Regions from separate parts of the Homo sapiens genome. Here region 1 is linked to region 2. A link is a contact called in ENCODE Hi-C or POLR2A ChIA-PET data. All regions are on one chromosome and are shown on one strand. Each heading gives the region's core, a stretch centred on a gene start or an enhancer-like site at or near the end of the contact. The rest is flanking DNA. Distances are from core to core; before and after follow the strand shown. Region 1 holds the start of EDNRB (endothelin receptor type B). Region 2 has its middle 3.1 kb from the start of MYCBP2.

Evidence for each region. A loop is a pair of places that touch in the nucleus more often than their neighbours do. ChIA-PET counts read pairs that join two places held with the same protein, here RNA polymerase II (POLR2A). Pooled maps may share reads with other maps.
Region 1: a pooled map shows a loop between it and region 2 (3-fold over the local background). The contact joins the promoter of EDNRB here to the enhancer-like site in region 2. A Hi-C loop is called at or near these places in 1 of 37 single-sample maps with no recorded cell type and 2 of 50 pooled maps. POLR2A ChIA-PET finds 5 or more read pairs at or near these places in 2 of 52 experiments (WTC11 and activated CD4-positive, alpha-beta T cell).

Annotation. Positions count from the first base shown.
Region 1 is chr13:77,917,513-77,921,296 of GRCh38, forward strand. It overlaps EDNRB (endothelin receptor type B), which reads right to left and starts at 1,319. Exons shown (of 7, transcript NM_001122659.3): 1 at 579-1,319. The coding sequence starts at 1,061. RefSeq lists promoters at 1,248-2,320, 1,310-1,424 and a cis regulatory region at 1,676-1,685.
Region 2 is chr13:77,328,245-77,332,125 of GRCh38, forward strand. No RefSeq gene overlaps it. Among named protein-coding and RNA genes, the nearest start is that of MYCBP2, 3.1 kb to the left of the region's middle. RefSeq lists an enhancer at 1,351-1,430. Within about 2 kb of position 2,132, at least 4 of the 41 ENCODE cell types and tissues checked have a DNase peak (open chromatin) inside an H3K27ac peak, as active enhancers do.

The sequences.
Region 1 (3,784 bases), core at 69-2,568, 590 kb after region 2:
TGAAGATCTTAAGATGCAGATTCTAACTTAGTAAGTCTGAGGTAGCCTTGCATTCCTAACAAACTCTCAGGTAATATTGATGCTGACTGTCCATGGACCACACACTTTTGACTAGAGGATGTACCCCATTAGGTGCACTTAGGGACTAGATCCTTCAGGACTAGTGGTTCTCAAACTTTACAGTTCATCATAATCACATAAAGGGCTTGTTAAAATACAAATTACTGTGCTCCACTCCAGAGTTTCTGATTCAGTAGGTCTGGGGTGAGGCCAGAAAAATCTTCATGTGCACCAAGTTCCCAAAGTGATACTAACATTGCTAGACTGGGGACTACGCTTGTCCTAAGCTTAGCAGAGGTCTACTGAAGACCTGAATGGAATTTTATTCCAATGGTTACTGACTTTTATGAGTGGACAGAACCAAATGGAATTTGGTTCCAAAGATTACTGACTTTTAGGAGGGGCAGAACCTTAAGAGGGAGCTAAAGGGAAGCTCCCTCTACAAGCTTTCTCATCTCCCCGTCTCCAACCAGGCCCCCTTCCTCAAGCCCACCATGATTTCAGCAGGCGCCCTTTACCTTGTAGACATTGATAGGGATGTCAATGACGATGTGCAGCAGGTCTCCCAGAGCCAAGCTGGCGATCAAGATATTGGGACCGTTTCGCATGCACTTGTTCTTGTAGATAATTCTCAGAAGTGTGGAGTTCCCGATGATCCCCAGCACGAACACAAGGCAGGACACAACCGTGTTGATGTATTTGAAAGTCTCCTTGATCTCGATGGGTCCTTGGCACGGGGGAGGGGAGATGGTGCGTGGCGGAGATCCTGCCGTCCTGTCTCCTTTAGGCACCTCCGCAGGTGCCAACGACCGCGCCAGACTGGCGTTGGAACCCTTGGGCCATAAGGTCTTAGTGGGTGGCGTCATTATCTCTGCGGTTTGCAAAAGCGGAGTGGCCCTGTCAGGCGGGAAGCCTCTCTCCTCTCCCCAGATCCGCGACAGGCCGCAGGCAAGAACCAGCGCAACCAGGGCGCGTCCGCACAGACTTGGAGGCGGCTGCATGCTGCTACCTGCTCCAGAAGGCGTCCGGTGGCCGCTCCGCAGTTTCAGAGCCTAGAGACAAGCAGAGGAAGGAAGACAGGACACTTGGGTCAGCTGCCCGAGCCAAGTCGCTGCAAACGCTAATACCGCCCGCAGCCTCTTCGCCAGTATCCACGCTCAAAAGTAACTCAAGTTTGCGCGCCAGTGGGAAACTTGGCGCTCATGACTCGCCAGCGCGGGTCGAAACTCCTTCCTGATGCCCTCTCAGCTGTTTTTCTTCCCCCGCGTGGCCAGGAGGGGTAAATAATATGCAGTGGGGCGGGGCGTTCTGGAAGGGGTGTGCCAGGGAGGGAATGATGGGGGTCCCAGGCAAAGCTCCGAACTCTTTCACGTAACGGGAGGAATACAGACACGTCTTAGTTAAGCGTGCGTGGGAACCGCGGAATTAAGGCACCTAGAGGCCAAGGGCTTGTGTCAAGCTCTGCATTTTGCCCCGCAGGGGAACCTCTATACCCCGCGATTGAACTCGAAAGACTCCTCCCGGCGGATGAAAGCCGCTACTCCCTGGCTGGCTGAGCTACAGCTCCCGCAGCGCGCCCAGGAGTGCGCCGGAGATTCGGAAACCCGCAGAGACTTCTCAAGTCAGCAGGAACTTGGAAACCGCTGTTCCCTCCAAACGGCTTCAAACACTCGCGCTCCTTCCTTTACCCAACCTAATTTTAATTTGCCCTCTCTATAGGCTTAATTTTTATTTTTTTAAAATCCCAAACTAGTAAGCCAAACCGAAGCCCCAGAATAAGGTTCAATCAATGATTTTAATTCAACACCAAGCCCGAATGTTTACCTCTCGGATCTGACAAACCAGATGCAGAGCGACGAATGGAGACCACCTTCCCGGGAGGCGGAACCCAGCTGGGTTCCAGCCTGCTCTGGGAGAGGAGCACGCCTCCCTTGAGCTGCAGGCGGGTCCGGCTCTGACGAAACGCTGCGAGAATGCCAGACAGTGTAGCCTCCACCGTTTGCTCGGGGTCTCTGCTGCCATCAGACAAGTACTTTTATTCATTCATCCCTTCCCATCAATCACCGCCAGACTCCTCCCGCGCCTTCCGACCCCGCTGCAACCTTTCCCCTTGGGCGATGCCTGGACAGCATCAGTAGTAGTTGCCCGAGGGAGGGGGGCAGTCCTCGTCCGGGGACAGGTCCCAAAAGGCTGTTTATTTGTTAGAGTTCTACGCTCTTCAAATGAACCCAAATCAAGGGCAAGTTATCACGCACCATGTGACACCCGGCAGCTCCAGACTAGAACAAGGCTCTGCACTGAACGTGATAATTGAACTTTTAATGCCAAGTGTCACTTTTCTTTCAGGTAAATGTTCCGCCGCTGTGATATTTAAGGTTGGTTTGTGGGCGCTGCTCTTTGCTCTGCTTCATTTTGCCCTGAAGTTTCATTTCAAGCCAACATTAACCCCAACACGGAACAGCTCGATCTTTTCTTCCCAGGCCCTCTCACTGCCCCGAGAGAGGATTACAAGTACTCCTCATTTTCCCCAGTACAGCTCTTCTCCTCTCTTCCTGCCACAGTATCGGTGTTAGGCAATCTCAGGCATTTTTATACTGTACCTATGACAGACTTGATGCTTATCGGAGACATGAAAATAATCAGAAAGCTGCCATGCAAATTCAACATGATATTTATTTACCAGGTAGAGCAATACAATAAGGTCTTTCTATCCATTCTTGAGCTCCATGTTTACCGCAGAGAGGAAAATAACAGCGACTGGTAGTTTTGCCCAGAGATTGTATAAAAGAGGTCAGGAAGTCAGGCTTGGAGATGCACTGGAGAGTACTGTGCCGTCCTCCAATCAGCAAAATCCCTACTGGATCTGTGGAACTTCAAACCCAGAAGCACCCATTCCATGTAGCAGTTTCACCCAGAGACAGGAGGCTCGTTTTTTGCTTCATGTTAGTTAATGGAATAGATGGGACAAGAACCTTGGATTTTTGGCTCTTAGGCAATGCTTTCTGGGACAGTGGAAGTAGAAAATCAATTTCTATTTAAAAAGGTGAACTTTAAGTGTGAAATGTGGTTAGGAACATGGTTACGGAGTAAGGCTAAAGGAATGAGAAATATGGTCTAGGGTTGTGAGTGCTAATTCCAAATCTGGCTATTTTGAATTGCAGTCCTTATCCTCCCTGTCTCGTAAGAACGAGGTCAACATTCAATTGCTGAGCCAAGTAACAATATACAATGTTGTCTGAATAAGGAATTATATGGAAGCTTTGGAATATGAATATTTTGCTTAGTTGACTCCACCCAGTGTTGGATCTGCCCTTCCTATACAAGCTTTGTTGGGTTCATGCCTATGGCTCCTGTGGGGTGACTTTTCTCTCTCCCCACTGGCCTTCTCATCATCTCCATCTCCATTCAAATTTCCTCCACTGAGTCCTGGAAGTCTGCTCTAATCCTCACTGAGGTCTATCTCTTTACTTTTCTTGGAGCACTTTTGGACTGTTAACCACAACTTAGCAAGCACTTGATCACATAAGAGACATCTATGGGTCACTATTGATTTCGTGTGACTTAATTTCTTTTACAGGACAGGGACTTGAATGAGTTATATGTTCTTTCTGCACCATCCCACTACCTGCCACAAAATGAGCTTAAGAAATATTTTTTATAAATTGATAATGATATTTTAAAGTATTCAGTTATACTTTATTAACTGGTCATTGGGCTCAAGAAT
Region 2 (3,881 bases), core at 882-3,381:
ATTAATTCTAGTTTTAGGGTGGAAGGTTGCTGAAAGCAATGCATTTTTTTCTGAAGCTTTAAATAATGGATGGATTTCATTTAGTTTTTTTAAAGATAATTAGCAGTGGGATAAACATAGGAACAAAGGACAAGACATGTGGAATCATAGTATTTTAGTACTGTAATTAGCCCTGTTAAGTTTTTGTATTTGTCTTGTTTCCTTACCTAAGTTCCTTCAGAGCTTGCTGCTTTTGTGTCTCCTTCAGCCACTTCAGGACTTTGCATGTAGTAGGTATCCAGTAAGTATTTATTAGACTAAATTTCTATCCTAATGCTTCAGCACAGTTAAAGACCTCAGTGTTGACCAGGCAGCCCCTAACCCTGGAGTGAGAACCAAGACAATGGTGTAGAGGCAGCTAAATTCTAAGAATTCTAAGGCCTGACAGGTAAGCAATGAGAGGGCCCATTACTATTGCAAGACCTAGCAGGGTAGCTAAAAGGCTCTGAAATCAGACAGCCCTGGAATTGGATCCTGACTCTGCTACTTAATACTTGTCTGGCTTTGGGCAAATTATCTCCTCTGAATAATGCTCAAAAGAATACCCACTACATGAGATTGAGGGAGGACTTAAAGGATCTAGGATGTCCAACTTGGCACATGAATTTTCACAAATGGTAGCACATACTAAACAAAACACTAGGTTTTCCGTAGGGTAGCAATGGTGTCTGTTCAACCATCACAGGCTCCTAGCACAGGGTCTAGCCCTGAACAGGAGGGAAATAGATGTTGGCTGAATGAATGAATGTTGCTTGCACAGAAAACATTTACAGCGCAGGCTCAGGTGGTGGAATGTGCAGTCACTGCCCATTTAGAGTTTCTAGTGGACATTGACCCGCGTGGCTGCCCTGGTCTCCGGGCTCTTCCCACCATTCATTAATTTCGCTTCAATCTTTACTGCTGTTCAGTCCCAGACAGGCCCCTACGGAGCCTGATGGGTACACTCAAAACCCGGAAACTGGATAACTTGCTAAGAAGCCCGATGTCATTGAGCTGCGCAACTAGGCGTGCGCAGAGTCGCACACATGCTCACTTAGGTATCCGAGAGTGGCATTTCTGTTGCGGTTGGCAGCGTTTCCTTCCACGGCAGCGGCAGCGGTCGCTCTCCTCAAAATTGATAGCCAGTGCAGCGTTTTTTCTCCTCCTCCTCCTCTTCCTGCCTCCGCACGGCGCGCTCCCCGGTCCCTGCAACTGCCACAGCTACCGCCTTGGCAGCTGGGCAACTTGGAAGGCTCCCCTGGGATGGCGGGGGAGTGGGGCGCATGCCAGAAAGAAAAAGGCATTTGGAGTCACCCTTACTTCTACTGTCAAGGGGACGTGAAGGAGAGTGTGGTCACAAGTCGCGAGGGTCGCCTGAACCGTCGCTGCAGATCGGAGACGTGGGTTTCTGGCAGTATGCAAAGCAAGCGTCCCCTCCCGCCGCTCCTGCGAGCTCTACTACCGAATGCCTTACGCAGCCCTTGTGTTTGGGGAAAGAGGGGGACCTATACAGAATGAAAAAACACAGAGGGCTTTGCTTTTCTTTCCCCACCCCACCGAGCTCGGCCCCCGTGCTTTCTGCGCTGCCATCTTAGTTCCTCCAGCGGCCGGGCTGGGCGTGTGTGCATTTGTGTGTACAGGGAGGGCTGCAGCCGGGGGGCGTGGGGGCCGCCTGGGCGGCTTGGGTGTCGGAATGGGCTAGACAGCAGTTCACCCACGACACATTCGCCCTCAAAGAATAGCATTGAACTACGGCAAATCCTGCCTGTGCCCATTTTATTACGGGCGTAGTATGTTTTATTCTTTGTGGTTGGTATGCTCATTTCGCAAAAGAGATCTCTCTGTCCTGTGCCCATGTAATAAGACTATGGCTTCATCTTTCCCCTTGTGATCACAGATTTAGTCGTTCTTTTCCACTTAACATTGCAAACCTGGACCACAGTTTTTTGAACTCTTATCACATTTACATTTTTCCTACTCTCATCTTTAACGATTTTGTTTTTAAAGGAAGCTACCCGTGCTGATGTAGTAAATAACAGGGCAGGAACCATAACGTGTATATAAGAGGACAGATTAGTGTTGTTTCATTTAAAGGGTTAATATTGTACTAAAGCTACAAGACTACAAACACAGGAAGTATGTATATTATTAGGTACATCGAGACTGCTGAAAATGCTGTGGTAAAGTCTGCGTTTGTTTCCTGGATTTGTACAACAATGTATTGGGGAATTTAAAAACAAAATTGGTAGCTGAGAACAATTTGGGAAAAAAAAAAGAAAAAGCTTAGGCTTGAAGAGTGAAGACATGCTTTACTCTTCAGTGACCTTCTCTTTTTAAGGGTAATAAGATAGTGCATTCTTGACAAATATATTGCACTTTAAAATAAAGTATATTTCATAGAATATATTTAGTACTCCAAGCTGAAGGGAAAAATTCAACATGGCTATCGAAATTATTTTAAACATAAATTACATATTGCATCCCCTGGCTATCTTAACCTCATGCTTTAAACAACTATATTTTTAGGGCCTTGGGATATTCAGTAACTTGTAAGCATGATGAGTTAATGTTTTTCTTTTTTATTCATGGTAGTTTTAAAAGATGTAAATTATATGTCCAAGTTTTCCCACATCCAAAAATTTAGGTTCCAGGGATCCTAAGTTATATATTGACATATATTGACATTTTCATCCGTGAAAAATTATCCTAAAATATATTAGTATATGTTTTTTAAGTATGTGAATTCAATACTATATATCTGAATGCAAATCACATTCTTTCAAAATCTCATTGTTGTGATGCATTTAGCCTAGAGGATGTTTTCACAACTGATGTAGAAAGTTATATAAAGTATAATTGTCCTAAAAACAGAAAGTTTAAAACTATAGCATTTCAACCTTGAAAACTTTAGTATAGTTTATAAGTTATTAGATTAATCTTTTTTAAATTTTGTTATTACTTTAAAATTTTTTTGTGGGTACATAGAAGGTGTATATATTTATAGGATGCATGAGATATTTTGATACAGGCATGCAATGTGAAATAAGCACATGATGGAGAATAAGGTATCCATCCCCTCAAGCATTTATCTTTTGAGTTACAAACAATCCAGTTACATTCTTTCAGTTATTTTAAAATACACAATTAAGTTATTATTGACTATAGTCACCCTATTATGCTATCAAATAGTAGGTCTTATTCATTCTTTCTGATTTTTTTTTTTTGTACCCATTAACCATCCCCATCTCCCCTCCCCAAACTCCTCATGACTCTTCCCAGCTTCTGGTAACCATCCTACTCTCTATGTCCATAAGTTCAATTGTTTTGATTTTTAGATCCCACAAGCGAGTGAGAACATGTGATGTTTGTCTTTCTGTGTCTGGCTTATTTCACTTAACATAATGATCTGTAGTTCAGTCCATGCTATTGTAAATGACTGGATCTCATTCTTTTTATGGTTGAATAGTACTCCATTGTGTATGTGTGTACCACGTTTTCTTTATCCCTTTATAGGGTGATGGACACTTACATCAATAAGTTTGCTTCCAAATCTTGGCCATTGTAAACAGTGCTGCAACAAACAGGAGCGCAGACATCTCTTCTATATACTGATTTTCTTTCCTTTGGGTATATACCCAGCAGTGGGATTGCTGGGTCATATGGTAGCTCAATTTTAAGTTTTTTGAGGAACCTCCAAACTGTTCTTAATAGTGGTTGTACTTATTTACATTCCCACCAACAGTGTTCAAGTGTTCCCTTTTCTCCACATCCTCGCCAACATTTGTTATTGCCTGTCTTTTGGATAGAAACCATTTTCTTTGTTGTTGTTTGTTTGTTTTTTGAGACAGTCTCACTCTGTCACC